Regions from separate parts of the Homo sapiens genome. Here region 2 is linked to region 1. A link is a loop called in an ENCODE intact Hi-C map of the cell type or tissue named here. Cell type or tissue: endothelial cell of umbilical vein. All regions are shown on one strand. Links, peaks and the distances in the headings refer to the core of each region. The heading gives the core; the rest is flanking DNA. Region 1 overlaps ATF7-NPFF (ATF7-NPFF readthrough). Region 2 overlaps ATF7-NPFF (ATF7-NPFF readthrough).

Region 1 (16,110 bases), core at 3,783-11,782:
CAGGACAGGTCTATACTGGAGGCATTACCGGCCTACTATACTATGGTTGAAATCTGCATTTGCTATACTGTAGTGAGTTGTTACCTAGAGGTGAGGACTGGAAGTTCCAACCTCTTAGCCCCTGCCTGACACCCATCAGTATTTTTAATGGCCTTTGTATTTTCCTTTCTCTCCTCTCTTCCCCTAGGCTGTTGTAATGTGATATGAAGGTTAATAGGATCCCATTAGCACTTCCTGGTTTGTCTACATTATGATATAATGGAGTGGCAGGTTCTATATAATTGGAACAATTTGTTATCATTTTAGACCGTAATCAAAAATTGAACATGGGTTTTCCCAAATGTCTCTGGTGAGAGACTTAGTGCACACAAATCCTTTGTAAAAATAAGATCAAGGCATTTGATTTTATTCTTTATGTATCTGCCTGGTATCTCTAACCTTGAGGAAGCCTGAGGTCAGGTTTCCAGAAATCAGTCCATGAATAATTTTCTCAATTCAATCAGACCTTCATAAGCCTCTGTGGGTTCAGCTCAATAAAAAATATTTGAATGGCCAGGCGCGGTGGCTCACACCTGTAATCCCTGCACTTTGGGAGGCCAAGGCAGGCAGATCACAAGGTCAGGAGTTCCAGACCAGCCTGGCCAATATGGTGAAACCCCGTCTCTACCAAAAATACAAAAGTTAGCCGGGCATGGTGGCACATGCTTGTGGTCCTAGCTACTGAGGAGGCTGAGGCAGGAGAATCCTTTGAACGAGGGAGGCGGAGGTAGGTTGCAGTAAGCTGAGATTGCACCACTGCACTCCAGCCTGGGCGACAGAGCGAGACTCCATCTCAAAAAAAAAAATTAAAAAAAAATTTGAACATCTACAATGTGCCAAACACCATGCTAGGTACTAGTGACAGAGAGATGTATAAGACATGAAAGTATTCACTGCCTTATAGGGGAGTCAGACACATGAAAATGTAATTACATTCTAATATGATAAATATAATAATGTAAATATTTGCAAGTACTGAGAATTCTGGTAAACATCAGAGAAGGCTTCCTGGAGGAAATGATGCTTTAACAGGTTTTGAAAGGTAAATAGAAGTTTCCCAGAGAAAGTAGAGAAGAACATTCCACATATAAGAGAATAGCAGATGCAAGAGAATGAAACAGCATGATGTGTTTAGAAAAAATGCAAGTAGTTTAGTACTGTGATGGAGAGCAGCAGGAGATGAGACAGGAACAAGACAATTTCCCCAGCTGCTGCTGTTCTTCTGTGTTGGATCACTATGACTGTCTAGAAGTATGTGGATAAGTGTTACTGATAGGCAGTGTAGATTCCTTTTTTATTTTTTATTTTTTTTAAGAGACATGGAGCCCTCCTCTGTCGCCCAGGCCGGAGTGCAGTGGCACAATCATAGCTTACTGCAGCTTCAAACACCTGGGCTCAAGGGAACCTCCTTTCTCTCTCTCTCTTTCTCAGCCTCCCAAGTAGCTGGGACTACAGGCATGTGCCACCATGCCTGGCTACTCTTTAAATTTTTTAAGAGACAGGATTTCAATATATATTGCCCAGGCTTGTCTCAAATTCCTCAGGTGATCCTCCTGCCTCAGCCTCCCAAGTAGCTGGGATTACCAGCATGAGCCACAGTGCTTAGCTGCAATTTCATTCTTTGCCCCTACCTGCCTGCCTGCCTTCTTTGAGTGTAGACCTCTAGTCTGTGGCCAGCATTCTAAAAAATATCACTTATGGTTAGAAAGTAAACATCCAAAATTGAAGTTTTCCATTTGCCTGACTTTGTAAAACTAAAGATAGCTTATCAGAGCTTTCCTGGTTAGACACAAAGATAATCAGATGAATATGTCAACAAATTATGGTAAGAATTTTTTGCTGCATTAAATTAAGATAGCAGGGCAGAATTAGAGCACTTGACCAGTTTATGGTTTATATAGAAGACCTGCCAAACTATTTGAGCCTTTATCGTTGCCTATTTCTTTACCAGGCTGCAACCTCTTCTGTGGTTTCCGAGTCCCTGGGCCTGTAAGCTTTGATAGCTTGTTTAAAACAAAAGCTTAATACTGTATTTTGGTATTATTTTAAAGTGAGGGAAGGAGAGAGAGAGAAAGAGAGAGAGAGAGTGTGTGTGCGTAATCTCCTTGTAAACTTGAACCAAGTTTAGAGACGGTTTTAGAGACGAGTGCATGTGAGCACGCTCATTGGTTCTCTCCCCCTCCTCACCTTCCAGTTATATATTTTCTTTTGGCTTGACTGTTACAGTACTAAACTGCATAAGGCCTTAAAGATCAGGGCAGGGTTTTTGTTATTGTGGTCTCAGTACTGACTTGTATGTGCTCTACTCTGAATGCATTGTAAGCATTCAAAATTTTAAAACTCCTGTATTATCAGGAAGTATTTACAGTATAGTTTTTCCACAGTGAAATTTTCAGCAGCTCAAGCCAAACCACAATGTAGTAGGTTCATACTTTTCACTCTGTAACTTTGTCCTTCCCACCCATTTGTGAGATCCAGAAATTGTAACACTTAATGTGTAGCAAATTAGAAGATAAAAGTATTTGATACGTTTTTCAAGGATTTTGTACCTCATAACATCCTAATAAGAATTTGGGGAGAGAGATGAGATTGAAAAATAGAAATGTATAATGTCAACAAGAACTTAATAGGGCTGTGTGATAATTATTTTGATTTTAAAATAACCTTTTCTTGCTTTGTTAAGAACTACAGTTATCCCTTTGGGGACTTTAATGGTACCCCAGCTAAGTGGCTACATCTGGATAGGAGAATACTAAAAGGTCTACCATTAGGCAAGAGCTGTGGAGAAAGCAATTAGCCATGTAACTGACATAGGACCAGGCCTGGCTGAATTGCTGCTGGGATTTCTCTGCCTCCTAGGCACTGGTCCTTTAAAGTTTGTTGAGCATTTAACCCATCCAAGTAAGTAGCTGCCATCTAAGGAAAGATAATGGATCTATCCTTGTTAATTCTTAAGCGTAGTTCCCAAGAGTGCCCTGGAGTTTGATAAAAAGCCAAACACTGGGTATTGAGGAAGAGGGGCAGCGAGAAATAAGAAAACATGCTGCTCCAGTCTAAAACTCCATTCTTTAGTGAGGAGTGATCTTTAACTGCCCCAGTTTCCAAAGCAGCATTGTAAGGTGCCACTCTCTTACCATCTTGTTCTTCCTAAAAGCCCAGTGTATAGCCATTGTTTCTAAGGAAGCTTGAGGCAATAGGTGGTGATGAGATGGAATTTATTTGGTATATTATGTGAAAAAGAAAACAGAATTCAGCATTAGGATACAACTGATAAATATTCATGAAGATGTAGAATAAAATAATTTCTTGTATATTCCATTTCTAAGTTCCTTAGATAGAAAATGAAGTAGAATCTATACATATTGAAAATCGTATATTGGTTAGGAATGGTTTCAGATGCAAATACCTAACAGTAGCTTAAAACTGTGTGAACACAGGCTGGGCGCAATGGCTCACGCCTGTAATCCCAGCACTTAGGGAGGCAGAGGCGGGCGGATCACAAGGTCAGGAGTTCGAGACTAGCCTGACCAAGATGGTGAAACCCCATCTGTACTAAAAATACAAAAATTAGCTGGGCATGGTGGCGTGTGTCTGTAATCCCAGCTACTCAGGAGGCTGAGGCAGGAGAATTGCTTGAACCCGGGAGGCAGAGGTTGCAGTGAGCCAAGATCATGCCATTGCACTGCAGCCTGGGCAAGAGAGCAAGACTGCATCTCAAAACAAAGCAAAAACAAAAACAAAAAAAAACTGTGTCAACATTTATAACACAAGGTGTCCAGAATTAGGACTGTTTCAGCAGCTAAGCAAGTTTATCAAGGACCTAGGTTCTTTCTCTCTGCTGTACCATTTTTAGCTTTTACCTTTTAATCCTCATTCCTGTTGCCTCACTATCAGAGGATGGGAAAGAAATAAGGGGCAGGTAGCATCAGGAACTCTCTTGTTCTGGCTTTCCCTTTTATAAGGAGACAAAAGCCTTACATCAGAAGTGCCATCCTCCACCCCCACCACGGTGGATTTCATTGTCTTATTGGCCTGAACTGTGTGACAGGTTTAATACCAGCTGCATAGGAAAAAGGAATATCTTGCTTTTCAGCCTTTATAGTGAGGCAAGCAAGAGAAAATGGTTGAAAAATGGGGGTTGGGTTAAGAAACCAATAATGTCTTCCTCAAACCTATTGCCCCTTCCCTTTCACTGCCTTACTCTCCCTTCTCCTGAGCAATCCAGTTATACAAGGCATTAATTGACAACAGTCTTCTCAGGACTGATAGTTTATAGTTTATAGCTGATATACTTTGGCTGTATCCTCTCCTAAATCTCACCTTGAATTGTAATAATCCCCATGTATTGTGGGAGGGACCTAATGGGAAGTAATTGAATCATGAGGGGCAGGTTTTTCCCATGCTGCTCTCATTGATAGTGAATAAATCTCACTAGATCTGATGGTTTTATAAAGGGGAGTTCCCCTGCACATGCTCTTCTTGCCTACTGCCATGTAAGATGTGACTCTGCTTCTCCTTTGCCTCCCGCCATGATTGTGAGACCTCCCCAGCCATGTGGAACTGTGAGTCCATAAAACCTCTTTCCTTTATAAATTACCCAGTCTTGGGTATGTCGTTATTAGCAGCGAGAGAACAGGCTGATACAATAGCCTTATTGAAAAAAGTCATAAGAGAGTACTATTAAAAAGAGAAGGGGGCCAGGCACAGGGGCTCACACCTGTAATCCCAGCACTTTGGGAAGCTGAGGCAGGTGGATCACTTGAGGTTAGGAGTTTGAGACCAGCCTGGCCAATATGGTGAAACCCCATCTCTACTAAAACTATAAAAATTATCCGGGTGTGGTAGCACACACCTGTAATCCCAGCTACTCAGGAGGCCGAAGTACGAGAATCACTTGAACCTGGGAGGCAGAGGTTGCAGTTAGCCAATATCATGCCACTATACTCCAGTCTGGGTGATGAAGTAAGACTCTGCCCCCTGCCCCCCTCCCCCCCGCCCCCGCCCAGAAAAAGAGAGTGTGAGAGAAGAAAGAGCAAAGAATTATACTTTCTGCTTGACTATGGTGTTTAGGAATCACATAGCAGAAACTGAGATGACCAGGACTTTGGCTAAGTATATCTATACCTATGATGAGGTTGTATTTCTCAATCCCATCAAATAATAAGTAACATTTGAAAAAAAAAAACTAATCTTTTTTAACCCAAACTGGTAAGAAATTATATTTACCACCCTCTTTCCTACATTGCCCAATCCCTGATGGAGTTGGCCTAAATGACCTTTGGAGCTCAGTTTCCTTTTTGCTGTGATTTATTGGGCACCTGCAACTTACTTGGCAGAAGACTTGACCCATGGGGCTCATGAATTTTCACATTTGTCAGGAGGAAGGAACAAGGAACCAAAATAGAAGCAAGTATTGCAGTATGGCTGAGGGCTTAAAACTTAGGTACTTAGAGGAATAGTTATACCATTGGTCTGTATAATGTAAAACAGAGGTGTACAATCTTTTGGCTTCCCTGGGCCACATTGGAAGAAGAATTGTCTTGGGCCACACATAAAAATATACTAACGCCAACAATAGCTGATGAACTAAACAAAAAAAAAATCGCCAAAAAATCTGATAATGTTTTAAGAAAGCTTACGAATTTATGTTGGGCCATGTTGAAAGCCATTCCGGGCTGCATGTGGTCTGCAGGCCAAAGGTTGGACAAGTTTGATGTAGAATAATAATGCATTGCTATTAAACCCAGATCATAACGATGAAGACCCAACAACTCAGTGTTGACTATGGGTTTAAAATTCTTTTTCTGTTCCCCTCTAACTAGCTTGTTGATTTAATTGTAACATACTTTTCCTTTTGTCAGATACTGGAGTGTACGATTTTTTAAAGGAGGAATCCAGTTCTTGACACTGTTTGACACCTATGAGATGCTCATATGCTCATATTCTGCCTGTAAAATTCAAATAATTGAGATCTTAAAAGAAAATGCTCAAAAGGATGTGGTTAAAATTACCACTAGTGGTTTGGGGATTGAAGAAGGAACTTAAAAGGGAATGGCTTGTAAATTCACATTTTTTTGCACAAGGTATTTTAGTTGAGTTTAGTTTATATTTTGAAACAGAGTCTTGCTCTGTCGCCCAGGCTGGAATGCAGTTGTGTGATCTCAGCTCACTGCACCCTCCACTTCCTGGGTTCAGGTGATTCTTGTGCCTCAGCCACCCAAGTAACTGGGATTATCAGGCATGCACCACCATGTCCAGCTAATTTTTATATTTTTAGTAGAGACAGGGTTTTGCCATGTTGGCCAGGCTGGTCTCAAACGCCTAGCCTCAAGTGATCTGCCCACCTCAGCCTCCCAAAGTGCTGGATTACAGGCATAAGCCACTGTATCTGGCCTCACAGGACATTTTAATTGGTAATAAAATTCAGTGCTGGAATCAGATACCCTAAGAAAGTGAATTGACCCACAAAGACCATGGCACCAGTGTCCTTTCATACAACAGCAGTATAACTCTAGCATACTGTAATTGTCTTAGGTGCCTTTCTGTAATAAAGGGAATCTGGTATCAAAAAAAGTAGGCAAGAGGATACACTAATTCTCACTGATTTGAACAGTGAAATTTACTTTGCAAATGGAGTTGGAAAGCCATCAGATCTTTCTGAAAGTGTGCCATGTTAAGGTCTGAGAATCCAAGAGTGATAAAGCTTTTCAACAGTTACTCTTATGTCACTATATAAAACTTTACCCAATCACTGAAGCAATAATTTATTGAGTGCCAAACTGGGCAAGCCCAGAGGTGGGGCAGGTGAAAAGGATAAAAAATAAGTGTGAGACATGTTTTTAACCCTCTAGTAGTTTACAGTCTACTTTGTTTGAGACATCCTTGTTCTGTTGCCCAGGCTGGAGTGCGATGGCACAATCTTGGCTCACTGCAACCTCTGCCTCCAGTTCAAGTGATCCCTCCCACCTCAGCCTTCCTAGTTGGGACTACAGGCACACACCACCACACCTGGCTAATTTTTTTTTTTTCTTTTCGGTAGAGGTGGGGTTTCACCTTGTTGCCCAGACTGGTCTCAAACTCTTGGGGTCAAGCAATTCTCCCGCCTCAGCCTCCCAGAGTGCTGGGATTACAGGTGTGAGCCACTGCGCCTGCCCATACAGTCTACTTTAAAAAGATAAAAATTGTGAGACCATATAGACTAAAATTCTATATGTATAATTATATAAATAAATTTCCATTTGAATACTATACAAGTTCAAGAAAGATAGATCACTGAAGATTGGAGTCATTAGAGAAGCTTTCAAAAAGCTATTGGATTTCAGCTGGGCCTAGAAAAATGGTAGTATTCCAGTAAACAATGGAGAGAGGAACACATTTCAAGGAATATGGGAATGTGTGTGGAGGCACAAAATTGAAAATAAATAGACTTCGCAGATCAGTAAGAGACTGACCTGGGTAGAAAGTGTTAGTAGAAGAATAGCAGAAAATAAAATCATAAACAAGGACAAGAGGACAGAAAGGTAATGTATTTTACATTCCTTTAAAATCTCCTTTGGGAATGATTTCAAACCCACCCCACCCCCAAGAGTCAAATCCTTCCTAATGATTTAAATCCCCATTGCTGCCATTTTGTCTTTTTCCTGTGGTTACAATTTTTGAAATTCTATTTGTTTCTTACTCTGATCTTCTTGCATCCTTGCATTAGGGTATTCTTGGTCCTGACTGGGCCCAGCCTCTGGTTCCGTAGGAAAAAGCTGGTGTTTAAGATAGATACCAACTCTCCTTTTGGATATGGATGATGAAAATTGTCCCACCATTGCACACATGGGCAAAAAAAAATTTTTTTTTTTTTGAGATGAAGTTTCGCTCTTGTCCCCCAGGCTGGAGTGCAGTGGCACAATCTCGGCTCACCGGCCTTCTGGGTTCAAGTGATTCTCCTGCCTCAGCCTCCCGAGTAGCTGGGATTACAGGTGCGTACCACCACACCCAGCTAATTTTTTGTATTTTTTAAGTAGAGACGGGGTTTCACCATGTTGGCCAGGCTGGTCTTGAATTCCTGACCTCAGGTGATCTGCCCGCCTCGGCCTCTCAAAGTGCTGGGATTACAGGCGTGAGCCACCGTGCCCGGCCTACATGGGCAAAAGTTTTGTAGGTTGGGGTTGCTTTGTAGCACTTTAGTGAGACGTGCTAGTTGGCATTTATTCAACAAATATTAAGCACCTACTGTGTACAGATACCGTTCTAGGTGCTTGGGATTTGTCCATGAACAAGCAAATGGAGAGATCCTTGTTCTTGAGGAGCTTACATTGTAGCAGCAGCATGGCAGCTAGACCAACTATCAAATAATATCTCTGCTTTCAAAATTCCTTTTCTTTATACAGTGGACTTATTTGTTAAGCTGCCAGAATCTTTAAGATATTCCAACAGCCTTCCCAAAACAGAAAATTCCTCAATCCATAGACAAATGAATTTACCTTAGGTACAGTTTGGTGGGTTGTCCCCGCTCCTCTGTTTAGTTTGTCCTCCTTCATTCCCCTGACAACATTTTATCTTTGAGTATTTTGGGGGAAAGTTTTCTGTTCTTGTTTTTCCTCTATAAATTATGTCGCTCACACATGCAGCATATGAGCTACTGTTGCTGTGGTTGTATTTTATTTGTTGAACAATCCTGTACTTTGAAATGATTCATTTAAGAGCCATGAAACATTCAAAGCAGGATGTGTGACTCACATAGCAAACAGTAGCATCTTTTTTTTCCTTTTATTTATTTATTTCCCATCATTGGCTAAACATCTTGAAGTAGAGAGCAGGAGCCTAGGATTGACCAAGGTAGAAATGAAAGTTATGTTTGGTTTGAAGTATGTGTGTATTTAATCCCTTCCTTCTTCTCCCTTTCCCTGCTTTCCCAAACTTAAATGATGTCTGACATTGGGAACAGAAGCACTGCAGTGAGGGCAAGAAGCCTTGTCAAGACTTTTACAGATCTTCCAGTTTCTTCTTTCAGAATATGTGATCACTTGAAGTGATTAATTAAATAGTGTTCAAAAAAAAGATCAGTTATTTCTTCCTTCACCTGCTCAGCACCAGCATCACTATTCTAGAACTTACTCCTCATAGTTTTTCTCAAGTTTTCTATGACTTTTTTTTTTTTTTTTTTTAAAGAGACAGTCTTACTCTGTTGACCAGGCTGGAGTGCAGTGGTGCTGTCTTCTGTGACTTTTTCATACTATTTCCTTTCATCAAAATACGCCCCCAAGTATATGGGTGCAGATAAACCCAGCTCTTTGGAAGGCTGAGGTGGGATGATCACTTGAGGCCAAGAGTTTGCAGTCAGCCTGGGCAACATAGCAACACCCCATCTCTAAAGTAAACAAAACAATAGCCCATGGTGGTGCGAACCTGTAGTCCCAGCTACTTGGTAGGCTGAGGTGGGAAGATTGCTTGAGTCTAAGAGTTTGAGGTTACAGTGATCTAAGATCACATCACTGCACTCCAGCCTGAGCTACAGAGTGAGACCCTGTGTAAAAAAAAAAAAAAAAGAAAGAAAAGAAAAAACCAAGCCCAAGTATAGATACTGAATTAAAAGAAAGCAATTCTGTCCATGAAGTACTGCCAAACCCAGAAACTTTGGAGAAAAGGGGTAGTTAGGTTTCAGCATAAATTACTTTTCAGACTATCACAAATGTAAACTCAGTTCCTTGTATTATTTCTTGATAGTTTACACACTCAGGGCTCATTTCCTAATAACTAAAGAGTTCTGATTGTCTTCTTACCCCAGTCTACTCTTCTAAAACAAGGAAAGGGACATGAATTCATCATAGGTCAGGATATTAAGAGCGTTTTTAAATGTGAGGCAAATCCTCATGAAAACGGGTGCTGTGGTGGCCAAAAGCAACATTTCAGGAATGTATCTGGCTAGGAGTTGAGTGCATATTGCAGAGAAATTTCATTGGTCACAATGCTTTACCAAGGAGTTAGCTTGAAACTGTTAGATTCCTAATCCCCGTATGCTTGTGCCTGGCTCAGAGTCAAAAGCCAAAAATTTAGTTTTAGTTTGGCCTTACGTCTCATTTGCTCTGAGCCTTCTTTTCGGGTCTGTTCAGTGCTGCTATTTCAAAATACGTCTAGAGAATAGGTTAAATGAGGTTAGGAAAAGAACTGCAGTATCTCTAGGCATTTACTTGTTTAGAATTATCCTGCAAAAAAAAAAAGTCACTTTTTTACTATAATACCTGTCTCTCTTGAAATTTAAAAAAGTAAAGAGGAGGCCGGGTGCGGTGGCTCATGCCTGTAATCCCAGCACTTTAGGAGGCCAAGGCGGGTGGATCATGAGGTCAGGAGTTCAAGACCAACCTGGCCAACATGGTGAAACCCTGTCTCTACTAAAAACACAAAAAATTAGCCGGGTGTGGTGGCAGGTGCCTGTAATTCCAGCTACTTGGGAGGCTGAGGCAGAAGAATCACTTGAACCCAGGAGGCGGAGGTTGCGGTGAGCCGAGATCACACCATTGCACTCCAGCCTGGGCAACAAGAGCGAAACTCCATCTCAATAAATAAATAAGTAAAATTTTAAAAAAGTAAAGAGGAGGGAACTAGTTGAATATGTGCTGTGTCCAAGGTACTGTACTGTTTTATATAATTATTTCACTTAAAAGCTTAAGAAAACAGGAATATATGGGAGGCTTCAGTGATGTCTGAAATGTTTCATGCCTTGAACTGGGTAGTGATTACACAGGTTTATGCAAATTTAAAAATTAAAAATTCATTGAGATGTACACTAAGGATTTTTGCTTTTTTTTTTTTTTTTTTGAGATGGAGTCTCACTCTGTCACCCAGGCTGGAGTGCAGTGGCATGATCTTGGCTCACTGCAACCTCTGCCTCCCAGGTTCAAGTGATTCTCGTGCCTCAGCCTCCCGAGTAGCTGGGACTACAGGCACGCGCCTCCACACGCAGCTGATTTTTGTATTTCTTGTAGAGACAGGGTTTCACCGTGTTGGCCAGGCTGGTCTCGATCTCCTGACCTCAAGTGATCTGCCCACCTCTGCCTCCCAAAGTGCTGGGATTAAGGATGTGAGCCACTGCACCCAGCCCATTTTCTGTATTTTATACCTCAGTCTTAAAGGGCCAGGCATGGTGGCTCATGCCTGTAATCCCAGCACTTTGGAAGGCTGAGGCAGGAGGACTGCTTTTGAGCCCACGAGTTTGAGACCAGCTGGGCAACGTAATGGGACCCCCATCTCTAAAAAAAAGAAAAAAGAAAAAGAAAAAAGTAAAAAAATCTTAAGACTTTATTCATTGAGATTTATTCCTTATTTACAGTTTCCACCATCTGTGTTCTTCAGGCCATTCCTTTTTTTTTTTTTTTAAATAGAGACAAGGTCTTAACGATGTTGCCCAGGCTGGTCTTGAACTCTTGGGCTCAAGCCATCCTCCAACCTCGGCCTCCCAGAGTGTTGGGGTTACAGGTGTGAGCCACTGCGCCCAGCCCATCCTAACTCTTTACTTAGCTCTGTTCATTTAGTAAGTTTGTGAGGAGGAGAGATTCTAGATTCTCCTATTACAGAAGGATAGGTGAGAGTAAAACTTACTAGAAATGGAAAGAGTTTTTACCAAAGATGTCTCATGGAAAGTTAATTGTTAATAGGAAATGTACTTTCCCTGTCCATTCTGGAGGTAGTATCAGTTTTCAGATTGACTTCCTCATAGTCCTGACATTCTATTTTATGCTTCTTAGTATTTCTTAAATGAAAAGAATCTTCTTTCTTGCTACTTTTTTTCTTCATAAGGGAGTAAAAATCAAAAGTAGCCAAAATTGTTTTGATTAGCTTCTTCTATATTATCTTTTTGTTACTAACAAGGCAGTGCATGAGAATTCCATTCAGTCTGTTCTCCCAAATACAGTGCCTTCTGTCTCCATCTTCCTAATTTTCCTATCCTAAGTATTTGCAGATCTGGAGTCCATCAGCCATTTTATAAAATGAGGCTGGAAGTTTTTTGCCTGTGCTTTTTTTCTTCCAAGTTTCAGGTCTAAAAACATGTGTTGGCAGTTTGGAAAAGGAAACTAAAAAGCAGCTTTTTTTCTTATTTCTTTTTCTCTTCCCCTGTTACTCTGTATCAGGGTTTCTCAACAAACACAACTGATATTTTGAGTTATGCAGTTCTTTGTTTTGGGAGGCTGTCCTGTGCACCATACAATATTTATCAGCATCTCAGGCCTCTACCTTCTAGAGGCCAGTAGCATCCTCCCAGTTGTGACAAACAAAAATGTCTCCAAACATTGTCAAATGTCCCATGGGGGACAGAGTTACCTCTGGTTGAGAACCACTGCCACATACTCTAAACTGCATTTAAAGAAAATGGATTTAGGGAGGAAGATTTAAGATTGGTACATGATTAAAATTCCCGTGGGATCTTGGAGCATATTATCTAGATTAGAGCTGTCCAAAAGAAATACAATGCAAACCACAAACGTGAGCCACATAGGTAAGTTTTGATTTTCTAGTAGTTACATTAAAAAGTGAAAGTAAACAAGTGGAACTAATTGTAATAATATATTTTATTTAACCTGGTATATCCAAAATAGTATCATTTTGACATGTAATCAACATAAAAATTATTAACAAGATATTTTACTAAGTCTTTGAAATCCAGTGTGTGTTTTGATTTTCAGTACATTTCAATTCAGACTAGCCACATTGCAAGTACTCAATAGCTATGTGTGGCTAGTCGCTACCATATCAGATAGTGCAGATCTAGATGATCTTAGTCTTCAGATGGGGGTGCAAATTAGTCTTGGCATAAAGGAGAGGAGAGAAACTGTCCTGATTTTGTATTAAGCCTTCTGCTGCCTTGGAGATGGTTATTATATTTACCCTACAGTGAGGGCAAGTGTGTTCCCTGAGTGAGTGGCTATTTGCCAAAACCTTAGACATAGGTAATGCCAAAGAACAAAGGAAGATCCTTTAAGGGTATTAACAAACGAGGGGCTGGGCAGGGTGGCTCACACCTGTAAATCTCCACACTTGGAAAAGCCAAGGCTGGCAGATCACTTGGGCTCAGGAGTTCAAGACCAGCCTGGGCAACATGGTGAAACCCTGTCTCTACAAAAAATACAAAAATTGCCTGAACATGGTGGTGCATGCCTGTAGTCCCAGCTACTCGGGAGGCTGGGGTGGGGGGATTGCGTAAGTCTGGAGGGCAGAGGTTGCAATGAGCCAAGATCGTGCCACTGCACTCCAGCCTGGGCAACAGAGCAAGACCCTGTCTCAAACAAACAAGAAAACAAACAAATAAGGGAACTAGATTTTTTAATGGGGAATAATTTAAAAAGGAAATATTTTGGGGAGTCCCTTCACCCATTTTAATTAAATAGAATATATTTTTACTTAGGTCACGATTTTTATCACTTAGTAACACTTTAGCTATTTTTAGCCAGGCACTATGGTGTGCACCTGTAGTTCCAGCTACTCAGGAAGCTGAGGCAGGAGACTCATTTGAGCCCAGGAGTTCAAGAACAGCCTGGGCAACATAATGAGATCCCATCTTATTAAAAAAATACTATGATAATAATTTTAGCTATTTTAATTGAGAAATTGCTTTCAGAGGGATGGTTTCCTATGAATGAAGTTTATGACTAATCTAGAGAATTTCTTTTTTTCTTATGGGGGTCCATCCCACCATTCCCTTGCCATGAGTAAGGGCGTACCAAGCACCCACAGCCCCCTGGCTTAGGCCCACTCACCCCAGCTGTGGCCAAGGATAGGACAACTGGGACTGAGTATCCTAGAGAATTTCTGAAGTGTTAACTCTTAATAAGTGAGAGAAAATATAAGGACTATGTAAAACATAGCCAGATTAGCAATCACTTTGGTTTTTTTCGTTGTTTTTTTGAGATGGAGTCTTGCTCTTGTTGCCCAGATTGGAGTGCAATGGCACGATCTTGGCTCACTGCAACCTCCACCTCCTGGGTTCAAGCCATTCTGCACCTGGCCTGGCGATCACTTTGACAGAAAGCTTCAGTAAACTTTTATTCTCCCCCTAGGCATATAAGATAAGAATTGTATTAAAAATAGGTTTTGCCATGTTGCCCTGGCTGGTCTCAAACTCCTGCGCTCAAGCGATCCACCTGCCTCGGCATCCCAATGTGCTAGGGTTACAGGTATGCGCCACCATGCCCAGCCTAGAGTAATATTTTTAAATTCATGAAATACATAGGATTACAAGAGAAATTAATGATATTATAATACGGTTTTCAAAAATATATGATAAAAAGGCCGGGCCACTGCACTGGCCAACATCGTAAGTACATTTTGAAAACTTACAGCCCTGCATAAGCTACTACTTGTCATATCTCCTTAAAATTATATTTTTTGGCTGGGTGCAGTGGCTCACACCTGTAATTCCAGCATTTTGGGAGGTCGAGGTGGGTGGATCACCTGAGGTCGGGAGTTCAAGACCAGCTTGGCCAACATGGTGAAATCCCATCTGTACTAAAAATACAAAAATTAGCCAAGTGTGGTAGCAGGCACCTGTAATCCCAGCTATGCAGGAGGCTGAGACAGGAGAATCGCTTGAACCCGGGAGGTGGAGGTTGCAGTGAGCCAAGATTGCGCCATTGGACTCCAGCCTGGGCAACAAGAGCAAAACTCTGTCTCAAAAACAAAACAAAACAAAAAAAGACGGGGCATGATGGCTCACACCTATAATTCTAGCACTTTGGGAGGTCAAGGCAGGCGGATCACCTGAGGTCGGGAATTCGAGACCAGCCTGACCAACATGTAGAAACCCCTTCTCTATCAAAAATACAAAATTAGCCGGGCGTGGTGACGCATGCCTGTAATCCCAGCTACTTGGGAGGCTAGGGCAGGAGAATCACTTGAACTCGGGAGATGGAGGTTGCAGTGAGCTGAGATCGTGCCATTGCACCACTGCACTCCAGCCTGGGCAACAGAGCGAGACTCCGTCTCACAAAAAAAAAAAAAAAAAAAAAAAAAAAATTATATTATTTTCTTCTTTATAAACTAGGTTCTGCTTATTTCCTCTTACCAAATACCTGGCAATCCCAGACCCTCTACAGTGACTTGTTTAACCTACAAATATCATACCCCTGGTTAATACACTATTCCCTCCTTCCCCCAAACCCTCACTCTTTTTTTTTTTTTGAGATGGAGTTTCACTGTTGTTGCCCAGGCTGGAGTGCAATGGCGCAATCTCGGCTCACTGCAACCTCCGTCTACCTGGTTCAAGCGATTCTCCTGCCTCAGCCCCAGCCCCCCGAGTAGCTAGGAGTATAGGCATGTGCCACCATGCCCGGCTAATTCTGTATTTTTAGTAGAGATGGGGTTTCATCATGTTGGCCAGTCTGGTCTCGAACTCCTGACCTCAGGTGATCCACCTGCCTCAGCCTCCCAGTGCTGGGATTACAAGCATGAGCCACCACTCCCGGCCACTTTTTTCTTACGGAAACATCTGTAACTGAAAAAGATGGTGCCTGGAGTTTACCAACAATAGAGAAAACTAAAGTTCTTGGTTAAATTTTTCCACATTTTATTCAGTTTTTGTCCTAGATCAATCAGAAACCACTGAGGCTGTCTTTTTTTTTTTTTTTTTTTTTTTTCTTTTTTTGAGACAAGGTCTTCCTCTGTCACCCAGGCTGGAGCTTAGTGGTGGGATCTCGGCTCACTGCAAACTCCACCTCCCGGGTTCAAGCAATTCTCGTGCCTCAGTCTCCCAAGTAGGTAGGATTACAAGCACCCGCCACCATGCCCAGCTAATTTTTGTGTTTTTTGTAGAGATGGGGTTTTGCCATGTTGGTCATGCTGGCCTCGAACTCCTTACCTTAAGTGATCCACCCACCTAGGCCTCCCAAAGTGCTGGGATTACAGGCATCAGCCACCGCACCTGGCCCTTTTTTGAGAAAGGGTCTCACTGGAGTACAGTGGTGTAATCATGGCTCACTACAGCCTCAACCTCCTGGGCTCCCCCCACCTCAGCCTCCTGAGTAGCTGGAACTACAGGTGAGCATCACCACACCCAGCTAATTTAAAAGTTTTCTGTTGCTGGGCATGGTG
Region 2 (16,110 bases), core at 1,853-9,852, 55 kb before region 1:
TTACACCCTGTGGTAGTTTCAGTGTTGTAATTTTTAAACACGTTTGTTTACCACGGTTTTAAAATGTTAATAGCTCTACTTACTGTATCTTGTTCTCTTTCCTTTCCTCATTTCCAACCCAAAATGAAAATTGTTTTTTCAACCAACTCTTAAACTACTTCTTTGCCTGGAGTAAAGTCACTGGCTCTGTCTGAACACAGCTGCTCTGAAGTTCTCAGAAGTTATTGTTTTGTGCATGTCAAGACCGAGTTTTTCCTAGGCTACAGTGGGAGGGAGTTAGTGTTACAGCAGCCTCCTATCCACGTCTGATAAGGAGGAGCCTTCTCCTTGCAAGGAAGTTTTAGGTGGAACAGATAGAACTCCACGTAAATGTCTAATAAAGCTAGCTCTTTTCTTGAGACTAGTTAGCATACTGGTATATAATTGTCCCTTATCCCTTAATAAAAGTACTAAAGTTAAGGTACAGGTGTTTCTTTGAGAAAAACAAATGCAGCATTCATTTAAAAGGAAAAAGCATTCATTTCTTTTGTTGTTGGTTTCTCAGAAAATGGTCCTACGATTTTGGAGTTCATGAAAAAGTCTTCTGTCTCTTTAAAAATATGTCAAAGAAAATAATTTTTAAGCTTCTCTGACATTTACTCATTTTGACATGTTGCCTTCCCCTAAGGTTTTTTTAGGAGGGATCAAATAAATTTATGATATGTGAAAACACATCAGAGTTGGTATGATGTGTTAAAAGACGGTTGGTCTTTTGACTTTTGAATACTCTAAGGAGAAAGTCTCCACTTCACAGATACCCTGTTCCATTATTGGAGCTTTACTTTTAGAACATTTTTTACATTGTGCTGAAGCTCTTTAGCTCTGTTATCTGAAGCCACAATAAATAAATCTAGTTCCTTGTTAACATGGTAGTCTTCAAGTATTTCATGACACTTATCGCTTTCATTCTTTTAGAGACAGGGTCTCGCTATGTTGCCCAGGCTAGAGTGCAAGTGACGTGATCACAGATCATTGTAACCTCGAACTCCTAGGCTAAAGTTATCTTCTAGTCCTAGCTTCCTGAGTAACTAGGACTCTTGGCCTCAAGCAGTCCTCCCAGCCTCCAAGTAGCTGGGACCACAGGCGCATGCCAACATGCCTGGCTAATTTTTAAATTTTTTGTAGAGATTGGGTCTCCCTGCATTGCCCAGGCTCTTCTGGAATTCCTAGGCTCAAGCCATCTCCCCACCTTGGTCTCTCAAAGTGCTGGGATTACAGGAGGCATCTCTTCTGGGGTAAATACCCCAAGTTCTTTAAGCTATTTTTTTTTTTTTTTTTGAGACGCAATTTCGCACTTTTGCCCTGGCTGGAGTGCAGAGTCTCGCGCTTTTGCCCTGGCTGGAGTGCAGTGGCACAATCTCAGCTCACTGCAAGCCCCGCCTCCCAGGTTCACGCCATTCTCCTGCCTCAACCTCCCGAGTAGCTGGGACTAGCAGGCGCCCGCCACCATGCCTGACTAATTTTTTGTATTTTTAGTAGAGACGGAGTTTCACCGTGTTAGCCAGGATGGTCTCAATATCCTGACCACGTGATCTGCCCTCCTCGGCCTCTCAAAGTGCTGGGATTACAGGTGTGAGCCACCACGCCCGGCCAGCTATTTCTATTATTATTATTATTATTATTATTTTTGAGATGGAGTCTTGCTGTGTTTCCCAGACTGGAGTGCAGTGGTGCGATCTCAGCTCACTACAACCTCCAACTTCCGGTTTCAAGCGATTCTTGTCCCTTAGCCTCCTGAGTAGCTGGGAGTACAGGTGCCCGCCATCCATGCCTAGCTAATTTTTGTATTTTTAGTAGAGACGGGGTTTCACCATTTTGGCCAGGCTGGTCTTGAACTCTTGACCTCAAGTGATCCGCCTACCTCGGCCTCCCAAAGTGCTGGAATTACAGGCATGAGCCACTGAGCCCAGCCCGTACGATTTCTTAAGTGACATTTTAAATAAAAGATCAGGCTCTTCATCAAGTTAGTTACCTGAGTGGTTTATGGTTCCTCATCTAGGTCTGAACATCTCAGATATAATCTAATAAATACAAACTACGGGGGGAATCACAACTTCTATTTTATTGCACTCTATGCCTCTGTTTTTAAAGCCTAAGATCACATTAGTTTGTGTAGTTGATTTTTTTTTTTTTTTTTTTTTTGAGACAGAGTCTTGCTCTGTCACCCAGGCTGGAATACAGTGGCTCGATCTTGTTTCACTGCAACCTCCGCCTCCCGGGTTCAAGCGATTCTCCTGCCTCAGCCACCAGAGTAGTTGGGATTACAGGCCTGCACCACCACACCCAACTAATTTTTTTTTTTTGTATTTTTAGAAGAGACGGGGTTTCACCATGTTGGCTAGGCTGGTCCCGAACTCCTGACTTTAAGTGATCCACCCACCTTGAACTCCCAAAGTGCTAGGATTACAGGCGTGAGCCACCGCGCCGGCCATGTAGTTGATTTTTTGACAACTTTACATTTATCCCTGTAATTATCATTTTGTTAATTTGGTTTGTTGTTTTAGCTTGATAATGTCATTTCACCTCTTGACCATTTCTCATATGTTTGTATTATTGATAAATTTGATAAACATGATACCTGTGTTTTTGTTTTAGGTCACTGGTAAACATGTATAAGGGTAGAACAATGCTATACAACATGAGTAGACTATCATTATGTTAACATTAACCTGTTAGTCAACTTTTGGATAAAATTCAGTTGTGAATCCCACCTGCCATTTTATATAATCTAACCTTTATTTTCTATGAAATAGCAAGAGGTATCTTGTTGAAATCCAAATGCAGTATATTCTGCCTCTGACATCTCTGAACTCCTAGGCTAGTGACCCTGTCAAAAAAGAAAATGAAGTTGCATATTAGTTGCTGTTTGGGTATCTTATGCTACTGTTTATAGATCACTGCATAACTTGCCAGTGGTTCATAAGTGATCTGTTTAATAATTCATTTAGAATCTTTCTGAGAAATAATATTTCACTAGTCTACGATTTCTGTACTCGACCTCCCTTGCCCCACATTTTAAAAAATTATAATTTTCCCATTTCCAAGACTTCTAGTCCTGTTTTTTTTTCATTTTCAAATAATTATAGAAAATTAACCATATTTCTTCATAGTTGCAGGGATTTTTTGTTGTTATTTTGTTACTGTCTTTTGGTTGTGGTTTTTTTCTTTTTCTTTTTTTTTTTGAGACGAAGTCTCGCTGTGTTCCCCAGGCTAGAGTGCAGTGGCAGGCTTACTGCAACCTCTGCCGCCCAGGTTCAAGCAATTCTCAGGCCTTAGCTTCCCAAGTAGCTGGGATTACAGGCATGTGCCACCACACCTGGCTAATTTTTGTATTTTTTTTTTTTTTTTTTTTTTTGAGACGGAGTCTCGCTCTGTCGCCCAGGCTGGAGTGCAGTGGCGGGATCTCGGCTCACTGCAAGCTCCGCCTCCCGGGTTCACGCCATTCTCCTGCCTCAGCCTCCCAAGTAGCTGGGACTACAGGCGCCCGCCACTACGCCCGGCTAATTTTTTGTATTTTTAGTAGAGACGGGGTTTCACCGTTTTAGCCAGGATGGTCTCGATCTCCTGACCTCGTGATCCGCCCGCCTCGGCCTCCCAAAGTGCTGGGATTACAGGCGTGAGCCACCGCGCCCGGCCTAATTTTTGTATTTTTTTAGTAGATATGGGTTTTCATCATGTTGGCCAGGCTGGTCTTGAACTCCTGACCTCAAGTGATCCACCTACCTCGGCCTCCCAAAGTGCTAGGATTACAGGCGTGAGCCACCGTGCTCGGCCATGGTTTTTTTTTGAGACAGGGTCTTACTCTGTTGCCCAGACTGGAGTACAGTGGCACAATCATGGCTCATACTGCAGCTTCAGTCTCCCAGGCTCAAGCCATCCTCCTACCTCAGCCTCCTGAGTAGCTGAGACTAAAGGCTCATGCCACCATGCCTGGCTAATTTTGTTTATTTTTTGTAGAGGTCTCATCATGTTTCCCAGGCTGGTCTCGAACTGCTGGGCTCAAACAGTCCTCCTGCCTTAGCCTCCCAAAGTGCTGAGATTACACGCATGAGCTACTGTGCCTGGCCAGATTTTTTGACATTAGATGAAATTCTGTTTCGGAAACTTTTTTTTTTTTCTGAGGCAGGGTCTCCCTCTGTCTCCCAGGCTGGAGTGCAATGGCGCCATCTTGGCTCACTGCAGTCTCTGCCTCCTGGGCTCAAGTGATTATCCTGCCTCCGCCTCCTGAGTAGCTAGGACTACAGATGTGCGCCACCGTGCCCATCTAATTTTTGTATTTTTTGTAGAGACAGAGTTTCCCATGTTGCCTAGGCTGGTCTTGAATTCCTAAGTTCAGGTGATCTGCCTGCTTTGGCCTCCCAAAGTGCTGGAATTACAGGCTGGGCCCCCATGCCCAGCTTGTTTTGGAAACTCTTCTTTTTTTTTTCTTTTTTTTTTTTTTTTTGACACGGAGTCTCGCTCTGTCTCCCAGGATGCAGTGCAGTGGTGTAATCTCAGCTCACTGCAACTTCTGCCTCCTGGGTTCAAGGAGTTCTCCCCCTCAGCCTCCCAAGTAGCTGGGACTGCAGGCACATGCCACCACGCCTGGCTAATTTTTGTATTTTTAGTAGAGACGTGGTTTCACCATGTTGCAGGCTGGTCTCAAACTCCTGGCCTCAGTTGATGCGCCCACCTGGGCCTCCCAAAGTGCTGGGCTTACAGTGTGAGCCACCTGCCCTTGGAAACTCTTTTAGGAAAAAAACTTTATTCCCTGGACATTTCAACTTAGAAATGAAAGAATTAAACTACTCTCTGAAAACAATTTTATGTAGTTTCCCTGTAATGTTGACATCTCCAATTTAGACCTAACTTTTCATTTTCTTCTTTTTTTTTTTTTTTGGAGACAGAGTCTTGCTATGTCAGCCAGGCTGGAGTGCAGTGGTGCAGTCTTGGCTCACTGCAACCTCTGCCTCCCAGGTTCAAGCAATTCTCATGCCTCAGCCTCCCAAGTAGCTGGGACTACAGGTGCCCACCACTGCGCCCGGCTAACTTTTTGTGTTTTAGTAGAGATGGGGTTTCACCATGTTGCTCAGGGTGGTCTCGAACGCCTGAGCTCAGGCAATCCACCTACCTCAGCGTCCCAAAGTGCTGGGATTACAGGCAAGAACCATCGCGTCCGACCCTAACTTTTCATTTTCTGTTTGGAATAAAAACCTATACCAACTATAAACACACACACACACACACAATTGCCATTTATAATTGTAGTTTATTGGCAAGGATGGTCTAAGTTTGCCAGGTCTAAGTGTTGTAGGTGAAGGGTGCTACAAATGAGATACAACTTCAGAAGACATCTCTAGGGACTAAAGACTTTACATTGGCAGGCAGCAACTTTTCCTGCTTGTTAATTTTAGACCTGACAGTTGAATTTATGTTTGAGCAATTTTAGCTGATAAATGCATTTTTTAAGTACCTTCCTCTTTTGGCATTTTAATTTTTACTTTCGTTTTTAAAAAATTGCAAATCGTGAATGAATGTGCATATTAAATTAGCATGCTACTAGGCAGGGAAACAATGCATTTTCTTTTGATACCTTCTCATCCATCTGATAGCATTAGTTATGAATTCTCCTGGAAAGCAGAAGGATGGACTCGATAACCCCTCAAGGTTCTTTTCAGGCCAGAACTTTCATAAATAGAAGTTAAGATCAAGGAACTTACTCTTGAAGAATCAGGAAGAAAAATAGACTGTAAAGAAAATAAAATTGAAATGTTTCTGTCGACCCAGTGGGAATGGATAAACACAAGTAAGGAACATAAATGACGAGAAATAATAACTCCTTTGAGCTAAAAACAAAACAAAAATCAACAACAACAAATATTTTGCATTGGAGTCATTTTATATCTTAAAAATATTTTATCATGACATTTTCTCTTCGACATTTCCCTTGTGGACACTTTGTGTTGAAAGAATGTTGGGTTTTGTTCCTGTTAAATCATAGTATTTTGTTTCCTTCCTTTCTCTTGTTTGTCCTTTTGTTTAAAAACTTTTTTTTTTTTTTTGGTCTTCTGTATAATGGACTGACTGCCTGTTTACAATGAGGCAAGATTCAATTCAATTTTGAAAGTATTTGCTATATCACTTCCTCGGAAATGAAGGATGAGTGTTACAATTCAGGAAAGGTTGTATGAAAAGATAAACTTGTATAAAAAGATAAGCTTTTAAAATTTTGTAGGCAAACATTTAACGAAGGTTCCCAACCAAAGCAAAGGTGAGTTAGTATAGTAGTCTTTTTTTTATTATTATTTAAAAAAATTTTTTTTGAGACATAGTCTTGCTCTGTCACCCAGGCTGGAGTGCAGTGGCACAATCTTGGCTCACTGCAGCCTCCGGCTTCTGATTACAAGCAATTCTTCTGCCTCAGCCTCCCGAGTAGCTGGGATTACAGTTGCCTGCCACTATGCTTGGCTAATTTTTGTATTTTTAGTAGAGACGGGGTTTCAACCATGTTGGCCAGGCTGCTCTCGCACCCGTGACCTCAAATGATCCACCCACCTTGACCTCCCCAAGTGCTGGGATTACAGGTGTGAGCCACTGTGCCTGGCCTAGTATAGTAGTTTTAAGAAGGACATAATACATAAGCATTGGTTGGGCACAGTAGTTCACACCTATAATCCTAGCACTTTGGGAGGCTTGGGCCCAGGAGTTCGAGACCAGCCTGGGCAACATGACAAAACCCTGTCTCTATAAAAAATACAAAAATTAGCTGAGTGTGGTGACATGCGTTTGTAGCGCCAGCTACTTGGGAGGCTGAAGCGGGAGGATTGCTTCAGCTCAGGAAGCAGAGTTTGCAGCCAGCCCAGGTTGCAGCACTGCACTCCAGCCTGGGCAACAAAGTGATACCCTGTCTCAAAGAAAGAAATAATACATAAGTTTACAGTAAAACTCATTACAAACCCTTGACTTCAGGTTGTTAGCTTTTTCTCACCTTTTTTTTTTTTTTTTTGGAGACAGAGTCGTTCTCTGTTGCCTAGGCTGGAGTACAGTGGCATGGTCTCGGCTCACTGCAATCTCCGCCTCCCAGGTTCAAGCAGTTCTCCTGCCTCAGCCTCCTGAGTAGCTGGGATTACAGGCACACGCTGCTACACCTGGCTAATTTTTTAGGTATCTTAGTAGAGATGGGGTTTCACTGTGTTGCCCAGGCTGGTCTCGAACTCCTGAGCTCAGGCAATCCACCCGCCTCAGCCTTCCAAAGTGCTGGGATTACAGGAATGAGCCACCGCACCCGGCCACGCCTTTTCTCATCTTTTGGCAATTTTAATCCTCAGTGTTCCCATACATTTGAAACCAGAATGTGCATAAAGTTTCTTTTTTTCTTTTCAATATTGTATCTCTTCTTAATAAATATCATGAAAGTCTATGAAAGTGTAGGTTGGGTGAGTTGGCCCACACATGTAATCCCAACACTTTGGGAGGCTGAGGTGGGCAGATTGCTTGAGCTTGGAGTTCGAGACCAGCCTGAGCAACACAGGGAGACCCCATCTCTACAAAAAATTTTAAAATTAGCTGGGCTTGGTGGTGCACGCCTTTAGTCCTAGCTACTTGGGAGGCCAACGCGGGAGGATTACTTGAGCCTGGGAGGCGGGGGTTTCAGTGAGCTGACATCACGCCACTGCACTCTAGCCTGGGTAACAGAGTGAGACCCTGGCTCAAAAAAACCCAAAAGTAAACTAACGGGAGCCAAGATTTAGCTTAGAAAGTCATTTCATGAGCTTGTGGCATGGACATCTGTGGTCACATGTTTTGCCACAGCCCCACCTTCTCACAAAACCCAGCTTGCTTCCTTTGAGTGGAATTCCTTACTGTTTTCTCCTGATCTGATAGATTGCTTCTTTTTGCTGTAGTAGACGAGGAATGTTTGTGTGCTAAACCGGTCAATTTTTGGGGAGGGCTTAAAATTACCATGCAGTAAGAAAAAAACATTTTGTCAGATTGAAAAATAGGGCACAACCATTCTTTTTGAAATAGGAATATGCCTGACTCATTATTATTATCATTATTTTTAGAGATGGGTCTGGGTTTGTCACCCAGGCTGGAATGCAGTGGCGTGATCATAACTCACTGGCAGCCTTGAACTCCTGAGCTCAAGTGATCCTCCAGTCCTCCTGCCTCAGCCTCCCAAGTAGCTGGGACTACAGACGCACACCCCCTCACTTCCGATCCAGCCAATCTTTAATTATTTTGCAGAGAAAGGATTTTGCTCTCTTGCCCAGGGATCTAAAACTCCTGGGCTCAAGGGATCCTTCTGCCTCAGCTTCCCAAAATGTTGGGATTACTGGTGTGAGCCATCGCATCCAGCCCCTAACTATATTATAAAATCAGGATGATTTGTTGAATGTGACGTAATTACTGTAAATGAATCATGTTGGTACCAAGTTTCTTGCCAGTAATATTTAAGTTTTATCAAACTTGAATAACACCTTGTTGGTTTTATTTAACATCATATTTCTGGTACCAACATGACTCCTGTAGCAGCATTTTCTTTTTTATTTTTCTTTTCTTTTTTTTGAGACAGAGTCTCGCTCTGTCACCCAGGCTGGAGTGCAGTGGCACGAGCTCGGCTCACTGCAAGCTTCGCCTCCCGGGTTCATGCCATTCTTCTGCCTCAGCCTCCCGAGTAGCTGGGACTACAGGCGCCCGCCACCATGCCTGGCCAATTTTTTTGTATTTTTAGTAGAGACGGGGTTTCACCATATTAGCCAGGATGGTCTCAATCTCCTGACCTTGTGATCCGCCCGCCTCGGTCTTCCAAAGTGTTGAGATTACAGGCGTGAGCCACCGCACCCAGCTCTTTTTTTTTTTCTTTTCTTTTGAGATGGCGTCTTGCCGTGTTGCCCAGGCTAGAGTGCAGTGGCATGATTTCTGCTTACCACAACCTCTGCCTCCTGGGTTCAAGTGATTCTCCTGCCTCAGCTTCCTGAGTAGCTGAGATTATAGGCATCTGCCACCATGCCTGGCTAATTTTGTATTTTTAGTAGAGACAGGGTTTCACCATGCTGGCCAAGCTGGTCTTGAACTCCGGACCTCAGGCGATCCGCCTGCCTTGGCCTCCCAAAGTGCTGGGATTACAGGCATGAGCCACCACGCCCAGCCAACACCATTTTCTTTAACTTATTTTTTGAAGTTTTGGTCAATAGTAGTTTGGTAATACTTTACACTTACATGTTTAGGACTGGTGAGAGTGAATTGGCGAGCATTGGAATAACCCCAAATAGATCACTGTTGAAAATATGTGGACAGACTTAGGAAATAAATATTTTTTCCTGAGAACTTCTAAGTGTCTCAGTGATTGTCATTGTGGGATAGTGCAGCTATTTCCTATCCAGAACCAATCTTATACTTTAATATTAAAGCCTGTCAGGTTTTTTGTTCTTTGCAGCCTGTTTAAGATTTTAAATTGGTCCTTTAAATTAAAAGGTAATTTTAAAAGATCAGTGTTTTGGGGTTGATTACTTTTGGCTTATTGTTTTGAGGATCATACTTTATCTGAAAATGGCAGAACAAACTAAAATTTTTTGTTTAGTTTTTGTTCAGCATCCTATTGGTTTCCAGGAGTTTTTCAACTTCTAAAATGCACACTGAGGCCAAACATAGATAAATACAATGTTCTCCAGTTATTTCTAACTTTGCTTCCTGCTGTCACTTTAGCAAGTTGTTGCTTCTTTGTTTTTGCTTTATTAACCTTTCTGGGGATAGCTCAAAATAGTCCTGGAATCCTCTGAAAGCCTAGAAAGCCTTAAAAAAAAACTTCAAGTAGTTGCCTGTATGAAGCTGCTTCCAGGTAGGTTCCTAAGCTTTGGCTATGTGTTGCCTAACTTATGATTCAGCCTAATTCTCACTCTCATCTGTTTTCAGTCATTTGCTGCAAAACTATTTGGTCTATTTAAGCTGGCTCCTTTCTTTGAAGCCAGTTTCTGCATGTCTGAGCTTGAAATCCAGAAATTAATTTCAGCCTTCTGTTTGATCAATCTAGGGCCCTCTACTGCTTGTGTATTTCTTAAAGCAGTGGATCTCAAACTTTTTGGTCTCGGAATTCACCCCATAATACTTTTAAAAATTATTGAGGGCCAGGCCTAGTGGCTCACACCTGTAATTCCAGCACTTTGGGGGGTTGAGGTGGGGGTGGGGGGATTGCTTGAGTCCAGGAGTTTGAGACTAGCCTGGGTAATATAGTGAGACCTTGTCTTTACAAAAATTTTAAAAATTACCCGAGCTTGTTGGTGCACTCCTGTAGTCCCAGCTACTCAGGAGGCTTAGGTAGGAGGATCACTTGAGCCAGGGAGACAGAGGTTGCAATGAGCTGAGATTGTGCCACTGCACTCCAGCTTGGGCAACAGAGTAAGACCCTGTCTCAGAAAAAATAAAATAAAATAATAATTGAGGACTCCAAAGAGCATTTGTTTATCTGGGTTATATCTGTTGATATTTAGCATATTAGCAATTATGAGATAAGTTTTTAAAATATTTATTAATTTACTTTAAAATAACAAACCCATTACATGTTAACATAAATAACTATTTTGTTTAAAAAGAATTTGGGGGAAGAACTTCAGATCTCTTTAATGTCTGGCTAACCAGAAAAAAGCTGGATTCTCATATCTGCTTCTGCATTCAATCTGTTAAGATATGTCATTTTAAGTATTTGAAGAAAATGATGTAATGGGAAAAGAAAGGATTATTTTCAGGTAATTGTATATAGTCTTCTTTGATACTACAGCAAAATCTGAAAAGTGATAGTTTCATAAAGGTTAGCTGTGGTATAGAATTTGAAACCACATCTGTGAACTTTTTAGTACTGCTATGTTAAAATGCATTGGCTCAGGATAAATAGCTATCATTGGGAAATTTTTTAAAAATGCATTGGCCTCACTTGCCTTTTTTTTTTCTTGAGACAGAGTCTCGCTCTGTCGTCCAGGCTGGAGTGCAGTGCTGTGAGGTTGGCTCACTGCAACCTCTGCCTCCCAGGTTCAAGCGATTTTTGTGCCTCAGCCTCCCGAGTAGCAGGGACTACAGGTGCGCGCTACCATGCCCAACTAATTTTTGTATTTTTAGTAGAGACAGGGTTTCACAGTGATGGCCAAGCTGGTCTCGAACTCCTGGCTGCAGGTGATCTGCCCACCTCAGCCTCCCAAAGTGCTGGGATTACAGGCGAGAGCTACTGCGCCCAGCCAGCCACCTTGCCCAGCCTAACTTACTGTTTAAATAGATCTTTTACTCATGAATGATTTAACCTTCATGAACCCCCTGAAAGATCTGTAGGGATCCCTGGAGCCCACTTTGAGAACTGTAGTCTTAGAGCACCAACCTTGAAAAATGCAGCTGTTGGGCAAGGTGGCTCACTCCTGTAATCCCAGCACTTTGGGAGGCTGAAGCGGGTGGATCACGAGGTCAGGAGATTGAGACCATTCTGGCCAATGTGGTGAAACCCCATGTCTACTAAAAATACAAAAATTAGCCGGGCGTGATGGCACACGCCTGTAGTCCCAGCTACTCAGGAGAATCGCTTGAACCCGGGAGGTGGAAGTTGCAGTGAGACGAGATCGAGCCACTGCACTCCAGCCTGGGTGACAGAGAAAGACTCCATCTTAAAAAAGAAAAGAAAAAGAAAAATGCAGCTGCCAGGCACGGTGGCTCATGCCTGTAATTCCAGCACTTTAGGAGGTCAAGGCAGGAGGATCACTTGAGGTCAGGAGTTCGAGACCAGCCTAGCCACTATGGTGAAACCCCGTCTCTACTAAAAATACAAAAATTAGCTGTGTGTGGTGGTGCGAGCCCGTAGCCCCAGGTGCTCGGGAGGCTGAGGTGGGAGAATCGCTGGAACCCAGGAGGTGGAGGTGGCAATGAGCTGAGATGGTGCCACTGCACTCCAGCCTGGGTGACAGAGCGAGACTCCTTCTCAAAAAATAAGAACAAAAATGCAGCTGTTTTCCTATAATTTTCACATATCACAACATATTCTTTCCGATTTTTTTTCAACCGTTGAAAAAATGTAAAAACTGGCTGAAAGTGGTGGCTCATGTCTGTAATACCAGCAGTTTAGGAGGCTGAGGTGGGCAGATCACTTGAGGCCAGGAGTTTGAGACCAGCCTGGCCAACACAGTGAAAACCTGTCTCTACTAAAAATTGAAAAACAATTAGCTGGTCATGGTGGCACATGCCTGTAATCTCAGCTATTCAGGAGGCTGAGGAATGAGAATTGCTTGAACCCAGGAGGCAGAGGTTGCAGTGAGCCAAGATCCCGTTACTGCACTCTAACCTGGGCAACAGAGTGAGACTCTGTCTCAAAAAGAAAAGAAAAGAAAAATGTAAAAACTACTCTTAGCTTGTGGGCCATATAAAAATAGGTGATAGGCTGAATTTTGCCCATGAGTTGAAGTTTGCTAACTCATCATATATACTATTACTGGATTAAGAATTTTGTTTGTTTGTTTGTTTGTTTTGCGATAGAGTCTCGCTCTGTCACCAGGCTGGAGTGCAGTGGCGTGATCTCGGCCCACTGCAACCTCCAACTCCCTGGTTTGAGCGATTCTCCTGCCTCAGCCTCCGGAGCACGTGCCACCATGCCCAGCTAATTTTTGTATTTTTGGTAGAGACGGGGTTTCACCATTTTGGCCAGGAGTGTCTCGATCTCCTGACCTCGTAATCTGCCCACCTTGGCCTCCCAAAATGCCGGGATTACAGGTGTGAGCCACCACACCCAGCCTGGATAATGAATTTTAAAATAATTACAATAAAACATGCTTAATGTTAAAAATGTGAATATTAGCTGGGTACAATGGCTCACCCTTGTAATCCCAGAACTTTGGGAGGCCAAGGCAGGAGGATCGCTTGAGCCCAGGAATTTTGAGACCAGCCTGGGCTACATGGCAAGACCCCCTGTCTCTACAAAAAAAAAAAATGAGCTGGGCATGGTGGTGTGCACCTATAGTCCCAGCTACTCAAGAGGCCGAGACAGGAGGATCACTTGAACTAGGAGGTCGAGGCTGTAGTGAACTGTGATCATGCCACTGTACTCCAGCCTGGGTGACAGCGAGACCTTGTCTCAAACAAACAAGAAAACTCACCATAAAAAACAAACTATGAGCATCACTTAATTTTCCTAAATAAAATGATACCCCAGAACATGTAGCCCCTCAAATTCATGTTTCGGGACATTTATTTATATAATAAGCATATGTAACATGTTTATATATAATAAGCATATATAACAGTACCTGTTACGCTCTGAAGTGTTGGTAAAACATGATTCAGTTGTAAGTAGACAACTTTTTAGAGGTTGTAAATAGATGTGGTGTCCATTCTTGTACCTTTTTTTTTTTTTTTTTTTGAGACAGAGTCTCACTCTATTGCCCAGGCTGGAGTGCAGTGGTGTGATCTCAGCTCACTGCAACCTCCGCCTTCTGGGTTCAAGTGATTCTCCCACCTCACCCTCCCAAGTAGCTGGGATTACAGGTGCCTGCCATGACACCCGGCTAATTTTTGTATTTTTAGTAGAGATAGGGTTTCACCATGTTAGCCAGACTGGTCTTCAACGTCTGGCCTGAAGGGATCCACCTGCCTCGTCGTCCCAAAGTGCTGGGATTACAGGTGTGAGCCACTGCACCTGGCCCATTTTTGTATCTCGTTTGGAATGTATGAGAACAGGTAACTAGGATCAGACTGACCTTAACCCCTTGACCTTTTTTGTCTATATATATTTTGTAACTCTCTGCCTCAGTTTTCCAGTCTGTTAGCAAGTGCTTTACAAAACACTAATATAAAACAATAAGGCTAAAATCCGGGCACGGTGGCTCACGCCTGTAATCCCAGCACTTTGGGAGGCCGAGGCGGGCGGATCACTTGAGGTCAGGAGTTCGAAACCAGCCTGGCTAACATGGTGAAACCCCGTCTCTACTAAAAATACAAAAATTAGCCGGGCGTGGTGGTGCGTGCCTATAGTCCCAGCTACTCAAGAGGCTGAGGCATGAGAATCTGTTGAACCCAGGAGGCAAAGGTTGCAGTAAGCCAAGATCACACCACTGCACTCCAGCCTGGGCGACAGAGCAAGACCCTGTCTAAAAAAAAAAAAAAGCATAACATTTAAAACAATAAGGCTAATTAGTTTAAGATTATAGTGGTACATATATGCTTTCAGCATATCCTTTTGGGACATTTGATTTAGTATTGAGATAATATATGCTAAACTATTATTATGCTAAATAATTCAATGGAAAATTAATCCAGAATTTATGAACTTTTTTTTTTTTTTTTAAGAGTCCCAGTCTATCACCCAGGCTGGAGTGCCGTGGTGTGATCATAGCTCACTACCACCTTGAACTCTTGGGCTCAAGGGATCCTCTCATCTCGGTCTCCCGAGCTCCCGAGTAGCTGGAACTACAGGCACACACCACTGTGCATGGCTAATTTTTTTTTTTTTTTTTTAAGAAACAGGGTCTCGTGGCCAGGCGGAGTGGCTCATGCCTATAATCCCAGCACTTTGGGAGGCTGAGGCGGGCAGATCACCTGAGGTCGGGAGTTGGAGACCAGTCTGACCAACATGGAGAAACCCCGTCTCTACTAAAAATACAAAATTAGCTGCATGTGGTGGCGCATGCCTGTAATCCCAGCTACTTGGGAGGCTGAGGCAGGAGAATCGCTTGAACCTGGAAGGCAGAGGTTGTGGTGAGCTGAGAACACACCATTGGACTCCAGCCTGGGCAACAAGAGCAGAACCCTGTCTCAAAAAAAAAAAAAAGGAAAAAAGAGAAAGAAAAGAAACAGGCTCTTGCTTTGTTGGCTAGACTGGTCTTGAACTCCGGACCTCAAGCTGTCCTCTGACCTCAGCCTCCTAAAGTGTTGGGATTACAGGTGTGAGCCATGGCACCTGGCCTATGAAGAGAAATTTTAATACCTAAATAATCTACTGCCTAGTAAAACTTGAGTAGTCTACTTTGTTTTCTGGGGTTCCCATAACCTGCATTATAGTCTCACAGTTCATGTGTTAACTGGAATCTTAAGTCACTTTGCTAGATGTAATGGAAATCAGAGCAGCACTGAGTATCCTAGGGAGAATATAAAATGTTGAGACTGCTGTGGCGAAGATCTCGTATTTGTACTCTTTGCTTAATGGCAGCTAAATTATCTTAGAGTCTGAAACGTGGTAACTGAAGTTGTGTGTTTAAAAGAGAGCTGTTTGCATATAATTTTTTTATTATCATAAAGAAATAGAGCCCATAGAGCTCTGTTTGGGTACCTTTCTAAGTTTTTCAGCTAGTTTGTACTGAGCTGAAAGGTATTCGGTACCTGCTAAACTTGGTTTCAGCTCTATATTCCCTTTGTGATGCATGGTTGGGGCAATTTCTGATTGTCTGATATAAGCATAATTGTTGTTAGGAAGCATTCAAAATGGGTCCTGGAAGGTAACAAAAGGAGGAGCTATTTTGAATTGCCTGTTTTACCTTGTGTGTTTATAAACGAGTTTCCACCGTGTTTGTTTCTATATGAAACGGTTTATAACTTTAGAATTTTTTATGGTCCTTTTTGAACTTAATTTGTCACTTGGTTCTGTTTCTTTGTAGTTAGAAAATGAGTAGTTTTGTATAATTTTTAAATATACTGTTTAGTGCTTTAGAATAGGCAGATATGGACCTCTTTTTTTAAACTCAGACTTCTTTCTTTTTTTTTTTTTTTTTTTGAGACAGAGTCTTGTTCTATCACCAGGCTGGAGCGCAGTGGCACAATCTCAGCTCACTGCAACCTCTGCCTCCTGGGTTCAAGTGATTCTTCTGCCTCAGCCTCCTGGGTAGCTGGGACTACAGGCATGCACCACCACACCCAGCTAATTTTTTTGTATTTTTAGTAGAGATGGAGTTTCACCGTGTTGGCCAGGATGGTCTCGATCTCTTGACCTCGTGATCTGCCCGCCTCGGCCTCCCAGAGTGCTGGGATTACAGGAGTGAGCCACTGCGCCTGGCCAACTCAGACTTTTTTCAATCATGCATATCTGCATTCTTTTTTCTTATTAGATTACATTATAATTTTTTGATTTACTAA

What was found. Peaks named below come from ENCODE experiments on the same cell type or tissue, not always from the same donor. Only the 100,000 strongest peaks of a DNase experiment are listed, where the experiment ranks them.
Region 2: a loop joins it to region 1, with 4 times the contacts of the local background. A loop is called at or near these places in 15 of 110 quality-filtered maps.

The regions. Positions count from the first base shown.
Region 1 is chr12:53,554,417-53,570,526 of GRCh38, reverse strand. The region is part of intron 2 of ATF7-NPFF (ATF7-NPFF readthrough); the gene reads left to right. All of the region lies in intron 2 of ATF7 (activating transcription factor 7), which reads left to right. All of the region lies in intron 2 of LOC124902937 (a long non-coding RNA gene), which reads right to left. Among named protein-coding and RNA genes, the nearest start is that of ATF7-AS1, 48 kb to the right of the region's middle. RefSeq lists an enhancer at 902-1,471. In endothelial cell of umbilical vein, for the core only: no CTCF peak of the experiment used is centred there; DNase peaks (open chromatin) are centred at 5,366, 8,706 and 9,906; H3K27ac peaks cover 2,631 bases.
Region 2 is chr12:53,607,860-53,623,969 of GRCh38, reverse strand. All of the region lies in intron 1 of ATF7-NPFF (ATF7-NPFF readthrough), which reads left to right. The region is part of intron 1 of ATF7 (activating transcription factor 7); the gene reads left to right. Among named protein-coding and RNA genes, the nearest start is that of ATF7, 10 kb to the left of the region's middle. In endothelial cell of umbilical vein, for the core only: no CTCF peak of the experiment used is centred there; DNase peaks (open chromatin) are centred at 5,849 and 5,909; H3K27ac peaks cover 1,749 bases.